Regions from separate parts of the Mus musculus genome. Here region 1 is linked to region 2. Evidence: chromatin contacts called from ENCODE Hi-C or POLR2A ChIA-PET data. All regions are on one chromosome and are shown on one strand. The core of a region is the stretch at or near the end of the contact, and the rest is flanking DNA. Distances in the headings are between cores, read along the strand shown.

Region 1 (4,396 bases), core at 701-3,200, 98 kb before region 2:
ACATCGACCTCCCCCCACCCCTGCCCTGCCCCAGGGCAGGAGCTGTGGGATGTGGCAGATAACTGTGGAAGATACCTCTGGCTCAAACTTGAAGAGCCCTGCCAAGGGACTCTGTTTAATTAATGAGATAGAATATCTTGTAAAACTTCCCAATCCAGCACACATATGCTGTGCCAAGGAATTGTATCCCCCCAAATGTGCTCCTGTCCTCACCCCAGAACCCCCAGGCATGGCCTTATTGGGAATCAGGAGGAAAACAGTGAGATTAACTTGAGTGAGGTCATGTTGGGGTAGAGTGGGCACTATGCCAGCAGCGAGTATCATTTTGAGAACAGGAAAGTTAACACAGGCCTAGGAGCGGGCTTAGTGACAACAGAGGCAGAAACTGCACAACAGGCCTGTGGGCCAAGGCCAGTCAAGGACTGCCAGAGTCGAAGACAGCCTCCCACAGCCCCGGGAGAGAGGGGAGCACCTCCACTTATCAACTGAGGAAGGATTAAGTTCATCTGAGTTTTGTTTTGTGACAATGTCTCATGTAGCCAAGGCTAGCCTGGAATTCACTGTGTGTCAAGGATGACCTTGATCCTCCACGTCCCCAGGTAGGGGTGTCCTTATGCCCAGATCTCTCTCTCTCTCTGAATACTCTCTCTGTATGTACACCTGCATGCCAGAAGAGGGCATCAGATCCAATTATAGTTGGAGGTGAGTTACTGGCCAGTGCTTTTAACCACTGAACCATCCCTCCAGTTTCCGTTGTTGGTCCTCTTTTAAGTCACCTACGTTGTGACACTCTGTCGTGGGAATCTAGAAGACACAAACAGCCTCAGATGTTCATTGACCCCTGCACACCCCACTTCACCCACCACATACCTGGGGATCCCTGAAAAAGTAGCATTTTATAGTGGTTTGGTCATCCTTCCTTCCTTTCTTTCTTTCTTTCTTTCTTTCTTTCTTTCTTTCTTTCTTTCTTTCTTTCTTTCTTTCTTTCTTTCTTTCTAGATTTATTTATTTATTTATTTATTTATTTATTTATTTTACATATGTGAGTACACTGTTGCTCTCTTCAGAGAAACACACCAGAAGAGGGCGTCAGATCTCATTACAGATGGTTGTGAGCCACCATGCGATTGCTGGGAATTGAACTCAGGACCTCTGGAAGAGCAGTCAGTGCTCTTAACCGCTGGGCCATCTCTCCAGCCCTGGTCTTCATTTCTTAACAAAAATTCTTTTTGCCAGGAGAGTGGGCTGAGTTGAGAGAGGATTCTCTGTATAGCCCTAGCTGTCCTGGAACTCGCTCTGTAGACCAGGCTAGCCTTGAACTCAGAGAGCCACCTGCCTCTACCTTCCCAGTGCTTGGACTAAAGGTGTGCACTCTCACTGCCTGGCTATCGACAATTATTTTTCCAGGGGTAGTGCACACAACTTTAATTCCATCATTGGGGAGTCTGACGCCAGAGGATCAGGAGGAGGTTAGGGTCACCCTTGGGTACATAGTGAGTTCCAGGCCAACCTGGGCTACATGAGATTCTGTCTCAAAAACAAAACAAAAATTATTAAGGGAGAGATTTGGAGGTAGGGGCCGCAGGTGGTCTTTAAAATAAACAGGTGAGCAGGAACTCACTGGGAGCTCTGGGGACTGAGCCCCAGAGGAGAGCCCAGCTTGTGCAAGAGCCCTGAGGCAGGGTGGACCCTGAGGTAGGGCAAGGAAGGAGGCACGCGAGGCCAGATAGACAGAGGGACAAGGCACGGAGTTCACAGACAGGGTCGGGGGCTGCGGGAAGACCGCTGACATGGACGGTGGGCTGTGTGCGGAGCGGAGGAGGGAGAAGGGGAGGACGGGCGGGGCTCCCCGGGAGGCCAAGACTGGACGCAGCACCCACAGCCCGGGGCCTCCCCCTGTTGTTCGCGAGTCCCGGGGGAGGGCGCGGCTGGCCCCGGCGGGCGGTTTCACCTTCCCCCGGGCGGCTCGGGTTCCCGGATCCGCTTACGCCCGGCTCCGCTGTCGCGGGACCTCCGGCGGGAGGCTCAGGACGCGGCGGACCCCACGCACCATGGACAGTGCTGCGCCCCGCGAGCCCGGGGCCACCGAGCCCCCCGCCCGCGCGCGCCCGCGCCTAGTGTTCCGCACGCAGCTGGCGCACGGCAGTCCGACCGGCAGGATCGAGGGCTTCACCAATGTCCGCGAGCTTTACGCCAAGATCGCCGAGGCCTTCGGCATCGCTCCTACCGAGGTGAGGGTGGACCGCGGACACCACCCAGGATCCTGTCTGCACTCCACGCGAAAGACAGGATCAGACCCTGGGAGTGGGGTTCCCATAGCCGCCGAGGACCCGACCCAGGTGTCAGGAGCCCATGAATGGCTAATGGGTGGCAATCAGCTCAGTGGGTAGAGCAGTCACCTAGGGTTTGGAAAGCCAGTTTCCATCCCCGACACAGGATAAAGCAGGTGTAGTGATGTAAAGTCTGTTATTCCGATTCTGGGAAGGTGGAGGCAGGAGGATTGAGAGTTAAGCTGGTCATCCTCAGATACATAGGAAACTAGAGGGTCAGCCTGAGCTACATGAGGCCTTATATAAAATAAAATCACTTTTAATTTTTTTCAACTCAATTATTTCTACTATTCCCTTTCAGTTGTTTGTTTTCTTTCTTTTAATTTTGTTTTTCTAAGACAGGCAGTCTCATCATGTAGCCCTGGCCGGTCTGGAACTAGCTCTGTAGACCAGTCTGATTTCAAATTCACAGAAATCTACCTGCTGCAGCCTCTAGAGAGCTGGGATTAAAGGTGTGGGCCACCCACTTAGTGTGGGTTTGATTTATTATATGTAGGGGCACCAGAGTGGGCACCACGGTGGAGGTTGGGCAACAGTTTGCAAGGGGTTAGTACTCTCCTTCCACATGCAGCCCTTGAGAATCAAACAGGTTCAGGACTTGGCAGACTGGCCACAAGCCCCTCCCACTCCCTCCCTCCCTCCTGACTCCAGCCTTCTTGTCCATTTTCTTTTCTTTTCTTTTTTTAAAGATTTAGTTATTTATTATACGTAAGGACACTGTGTAGCTGTCTCAGACACTTTAGAAGAGGGCATCAGATCTTGTTACAGATGGTTGTGAGCCACCATGTGGTTGCTGGGATTTGAACTCAGGACCTTCAGAAAAGCAGATGGTGCTCTTAACCGCTGAGCTCTAGCCCTCTTGTCCGTTTTCATTCCATTGCTTGTTCGTCTAATTAAGATAATATTTCGCTTTGTAGCTCAGGCTGGCCTGAAATTCATTCTGTAACCCAAGCTGGCTTCTAACTTCCAGCATTTCCCTTGCCTTGGCTTCCCGACTTCTGGGCTTACACTCCCGATTCAGGATGCTTGGCTTTTTTATTTTTTATTTTTGGGAAGCCTGAGACTCTCAGTCATCCTTCTGCCTCAGCTTCCTAAGTTCCTGCTTAGGAACAGACAGACCTAAAGCACACCCACAGTCTTGCCAGCCCACTTGGTCACCGGTGAGCAGTTAGAGGCTGGGGGCAGCTGCTGTTTCCTGCGGGCCACGGGTGCATCTGGCCTCCAGGGGGCGCCCGCAGAAGGATGTGCACAGAATCGACTTTTGTCCATGGCTCAATCTGGGTCCCTCTCTTATCCGAACAGATCCTATTCTGCACCCTCAACAGTCACAAAGTGGACATGCAAAAGTTGCTGGGGGGACAGATTGGGCTGGAAGACTTCATCTTTGCACATGTGCGTGGAGAGACCAAAGAAGTGGAGGTCACCAAAACGGAGGATGCTCTAGGACTGACCATCACAGACAACGGAGCCGGATACGCCTTCATCAAGGTGCCTGTGGGTGTGTGTGAACTGGGTGATCAATGGCCTTGTCGAGTCCTAAGAAGACTCTGGGGACCCCAGGGAGGGTGGCCCCGGGCAGACTAGTCACGAGTGATTGTCATTTCCCATAGAGAATCAAGGAAGGCAGCATTATCAACCGGATTGAGGCTGTGTGCGTGGGGGATAGCATTGAGGCCATCAATGACCACTCTATTGTGGGCTGCCGGCACTACGAGGTGGCTAAAATGCTCCGGGAGCTGCCCAAGTCTCAGCCCTTCACCCTGCGTCTAGTGCAGCCCCGGAGAGCTTTTGGTAAGGATTGATGGGCCCCAGGCTTGCCCCAGGGCAATGAGAAGCAGGAAATGGTATTCTGACTCATATTTTCATAGCCCAAGCTGCCATCAAACTCAATATGTACCCAAAGATGACCTTGGGCCTGCTTTGCAATGACTTCGAGAAAGGAGGGTTGCTTCTAGAAAAGTTATTCAAACTTGGCGATGTGAGCACCGCACCGTTTTGGGGTGCTTTCTGTGTAGTGTCCCGGGCTCTTCAGGGTGCTGAGCAGTGTTCCTTACTCTTTGTCAGGA
Region 2 (4,240 bases), core at 498-2,997:
GCTGCCACCCCCATACCCATCCTGCAGCCCACACAAGCAACCTGATCCTTGAGAGGCCAGACACCTACTTACAGTCTATCCAGCTATTTATGTGTGGTTGACCTATCTCTCTGTCTGTCTGTCTATCTATCTATCTATTTACCTGTGTATCATCTCTATATCTGAAGCAAGGGCTTACTGTCCAGCCCAGGTTAACCTCCCTCACAGTGATCCTCCTGTTTCAGCTTCCTGAGTACTGGGATTACCAAACCCAACACACAGGGAAATAGGGTAAGAGGGACTTTGTCACAAGTCTGGCAGAGGAATTTGAGACAAACCAGTAGGACAGAGCCCTGAGGCACTAACCCGTGCTGGCTGCTCTCTTCCGCCAGGGTGTCTGACACCAGTCTGAGTGCTCGTTCTGTGTGGGACACAGCTGTCTGGATGGCCTGCAGCTCTTCTTCCGTGGGGTAGATGGAGGCATGCTTACACATGACATGACGGTCGTCGCTGCTCTCCGGCCGACGCCCTGACTGTGGGGAGAGCTACCCTCATCAGGGGTGGGCTGGGACAAGACATCCCGGCAGGACTTCGGAGAGTGCTGAAGGGCCAGACAGGCTCTAGGGAGCATTGGCTGGCCATTGGCTGAGCAGCCCCCATAGGGAAACACGTGCAGGGGATTTGGGTCTGGGGGGGGGCTCTCCTGTGGCACATTTTTCCATTTCCAGGCCAGAGGCTAAGAGCCATACAGTGTGTGTCCTCCTCAAGCGAGAGGCCAGCCTTAGGTCCCTGCTCAGCCTATGAGGACAGACACTTCTTGAAGGCTGCAGGGAGCCACAGTGTGAGACAGACATGCTATGCTGGACCCACAGCACTGGGTAGTCTCAGGGTCCTCTGCCCTCTGAGGGGGTCCCAAGGCCTGATGGGGACTGGGTGTCCTACATGTTACAACAGCACCCACCTGGCGCCGTGCAGTGGCCATCCCTGGTCTGGTGGTGGGAGCTGGCAATGCCCATGCAGGAAGCCCTGGTAGCTGCTCCTCAACCTGGGGCTGTGGAGTCTCCTCAGGCTGCCTGCTGTGTTCTTCTTGCTGCCTGTGGGGACCAGATAGGGACACGGGGCTCTGGATGCCAGAGGCCTGGGAACATCAGAGTTAAGGGGTCATGAGGGCATCAGAGGTCAGGGGACATGGGAATATCAGAGGTCAGGGGTCATGGGGGCATCAGAAATCAGGGGACATGGGAATATCAGAGGTCAGGGATCATGGGGCATCAGAGGTCAGGGGACACGGGGACATCAGGAACATGGGGACATCAGAGATCAGGGGACATGGGGACATCAGAGGTCAGGGGTCATGGGGCATCAGAGGTCAGGGGACATGGGAATATCAGAGGCATGGTATCAGATGTCAGGGGACATGGGGACATCAGGAACATGGGGATATCAGAGGTTGGGGACATGAGGACATCAGAGGACAGGGGACATGGTAGCATTAGAGGTCACGGGATACAGAGACGGTAGGGAATGTCAGATGTTGAAGAAGGGTGTGAGGAGGCCAGGAGGGAACACCATGGTCACCTTAGCTCAGAGTCCCAGCGCCGTGTATCCTCCAGCTGTGTCTGTACCTGCTGCCAGTGCCTCTGTAGCCTCTTGGCCAGCACCCTCTGAATGGGGCCGCTGGGCCGGGCAGCTACTGGAAGTGTAGGATCCACTTTCTTCTGCAAAGGTAAAGCCAGCCAGATGGGCAGCCAGCTCGTGGGCAGAGAGAAGCCCCAATTAACACCCGCTGTTCTTACAGATTCATGGGCCCCACCACAGTGGCAGTAGGGAGAAGTGGGCTGAGGGGACAGCAGGCTGCATGTAGCCCACAGCAGTCAAAATGGGTCACTTTGGGGAAATGTCCTGCCCAGGCTCTGGGGGTGGCTTTACATGACCAAGACTGTCTAGGTTGTAGGCCACTCATGTTCATTCAGAGTGCAGGGGCCCAAGCACCAGGCGGGGTCATGAGTGTTGTTCCCCAAGGACAGCCACCAAAACACTCAGCCAGTAAGGAGGGTCAGCAACCAAACACAAAGCAGGGTGGGCTCCTGAGTGTCGGTGGCTTTGTGCATCTGCAGGGTCTCTGGCAGGACCAGAGGGGGAAACTCCTTCCAGTGAGTAGCAAAGCTACGAATAATGTCTGCCCGCTCACCCACCTATCTCTATACACACGCCTCACTCCCCACCTATCCATGCAGCCCTCTGTATCCCCTCTCAAGCCTTTCTTCCTGTTCCTCTCTTCACCAGCCGCTTCCCCCACACTGGTAGCCCTGGCCGGCCTCTGGCACCCCTGCTGGACACACTCTGTACTGCAGACGGTGCCGGCGTCCAGTCAGGTGCATGTCTCTGGCGTTCCGGTCATTGAAGCTGCATTCGCAGAGCTTGCATCGGAAGCGGATCACCTTCCCCTCATCACTACACACCTAGGACAGGACACGAACGTGACTCGGCTTCCTGCCGGCCAGCCCTGATGACCTGGAGGGTGCTGGACAGCAAGACACCCAGGACAACGAGCCTCCCCATGGCACTAGCAGGGGTGTGTCATCCCAGAGAAGTGGCTTTGAAAGCACAGGGAATGCCCCTGACCTGTCCCTTCAGCCTCTCAACCCCACCCCAGGGGCAAAGAGCCACCCGACACCTTGTATGCTACCAGGAACTCTCTTTGTCCCCATGACCAAGTAGCAGGCCACCGCAGCTGGCTCTAGCTGGTGAGCACTGCCCTAGACAAAGTGCAAGGGACAAAAAGACATGGCTAGGGGACCGCCACCTATCTTCTGCACACACCCACACAGGGGTCACCTGCACACACCAATGGAAGTACCATCCCTGTGTTGCTGGGGCAGTGGCCATGGAGCCAGCTGTGAATAGAGAGCTTATGAGTGGCGACTCCCTACCCTGGGTGTTTGTGCAGCAGCCAGCCACCCTGGTGCAGGCACAGTAAGTACTGCCCAAGGACCCTCGGGCTGGCATTCATAAACCAGGACTTAGGGTAGGCAGGTCCAGTTTGACTCTCCCAGGCAAAGCCGGCCAAGGTATGAAGCCATCTGAGGTAGACAGAGCTTGGCTCTCTGGTGCCAAACTGGAACAGTGGGCCCTCAGGCCAAGTAGGGTGGGACAGGAGGGCCTTGGTGCCCTGAGTGAGCTTTCCCACCCCCTGGTCCTGCTTCCCACCCCTTGCGTGGAAGGTGGACATGAGGATGGGCTACTGTGGCAGCTCCATTCACAGAACCACAGTGGGCCAAAGCTGAGCTCTGCTCACCAAGACTCAGTGTCCCAGCAGCCACTTACCTCCTCAACATACTCTGTGCCCACTGGCGCCATGTCTCCAGAGCTCCCCGAAGCTTCCCCAGGGCCTCCCCTGGTGGCCTCCACCTTGAAGTGTGATGGCCGCCTGTCTCCAGGTCGGCCATGCATTGTCTGCAGCTCAGGTGGCCCTGCCAGAAACCATGGTGGGCTGCAACCTCAGGCCTGCCCCATCCCTTCCCCTACATGCCACGGGACTCTAAACCTGAGGGGGAGCTAGCTGGCCACTCCCTCTTGTGGAAACTACCATGGTATCCTGCAGCCACAGAAGGGCAGGCTGTGATATCACCCAAGCCAAGAGCAGAGACAGACAGTAGCTCAGCAAATGGCCACTGACTGTCTGATGTGAATGGGTCACCTCAAGAGAACTCCAAAGGACAGTGACCTTCCATTCAAGCTAAGTTGTCACAAAGCTGGTGGCTCACACCTGGAATCCTGCACTTAGGAGGATAGGGCAGGAGGAGCACCAATCAGTTCCAGGTCACCACGGGTTACACGGTGAGATCCTGCCTCAAAAACCGAGAGCTGGCAGGGTGTGGTGGCGCACGCCTTCAATCCCAGAACTTGGGAGGCAGAGGCAGGAGGATCTCTGTGAGTCTGAGACCAGCCTGGTCTACAGAGTGAGTTCCAGGACAACCAGGGCTACACAGAGAAACCCTGTCTTTAAACAAAACAAAACAAAACAAACCAATAAATAAAAACTGTACCTAAAAATCCAAAAGCTGGGGGTGGGCTTAGGGGTGGAGCTCCTGCCTAGATTCCCCCAGTGAGGGGCGCTGGATACAGTCATCTGTTCACATGTACAGAACTGTAGAGACCTGTACCCTTGCGTGAGGCTGCTGATCCCTTGGCTGGTGCTGGCCGGCCTTGGGTGTGTGAGCTGTGACGGGCATGAGCTTCATGCTTGACTGAGGTCTCG

Evidence for each region. A loop is a pair of places that touch in the nucleus more often than their neighbours do. ChIA-PET counts read pairs that join two places held with the same protein, here RNA polymerase II (POLR2A).
Region 1: a loop to region 2 is called in a map of heart, with 2.3 times the contacts of the local background. The contact joins the promoter of Gipc3 here to the enhancer-like site in region 2. A Hi-C loop is called at or near these places in 1 of 37 maps with a recorded cell type or tissue (heart). POLR2A ChIA-PET finds 5 or more read pairs at or near these places in 1 of 5 experiments (embryonic stem cell).

Annotation. Positions count from the first base shown.
Region 1 is chr10:81,340,913-81,345,308 of GRCm38, reverse strand. Gipc3 (GIPC PDZ domain containing family, member 3) reads left to right here and starts at 1,950. Exons shown (of 6, transcript NM_148951.2): 1 at 1,950-2,231; 2 at 3,633-3,818; 3 at 3,941-4,121. The coding sequence starts at 2,052.
Region 2 is chr10:81,242,862-81,247,101 of GRCm38, reverse strand. It overlaps Zfr2 (zinc finger RNA binding protein 2), which reads right to left. Exons shown (of 18, transcript NM_001034895.3): 6 at 4,146-4,240; 7 at 3,307-3,452; 8 at 2,322-2,441; 9 at 1,558-1,697; 10 at 941-1,073; 11 at 346-512. Among named protein-coding and RNA genes, the nearest start is that of Zfr2, 12 kb to the right of the region's middle. Within about 2 kb of position 1,747, at least 1 of the 3 ENCODE cell types and tissues checked has a DNase peak (open chromatin) inside an H3K27ac peak, as active enhancers do.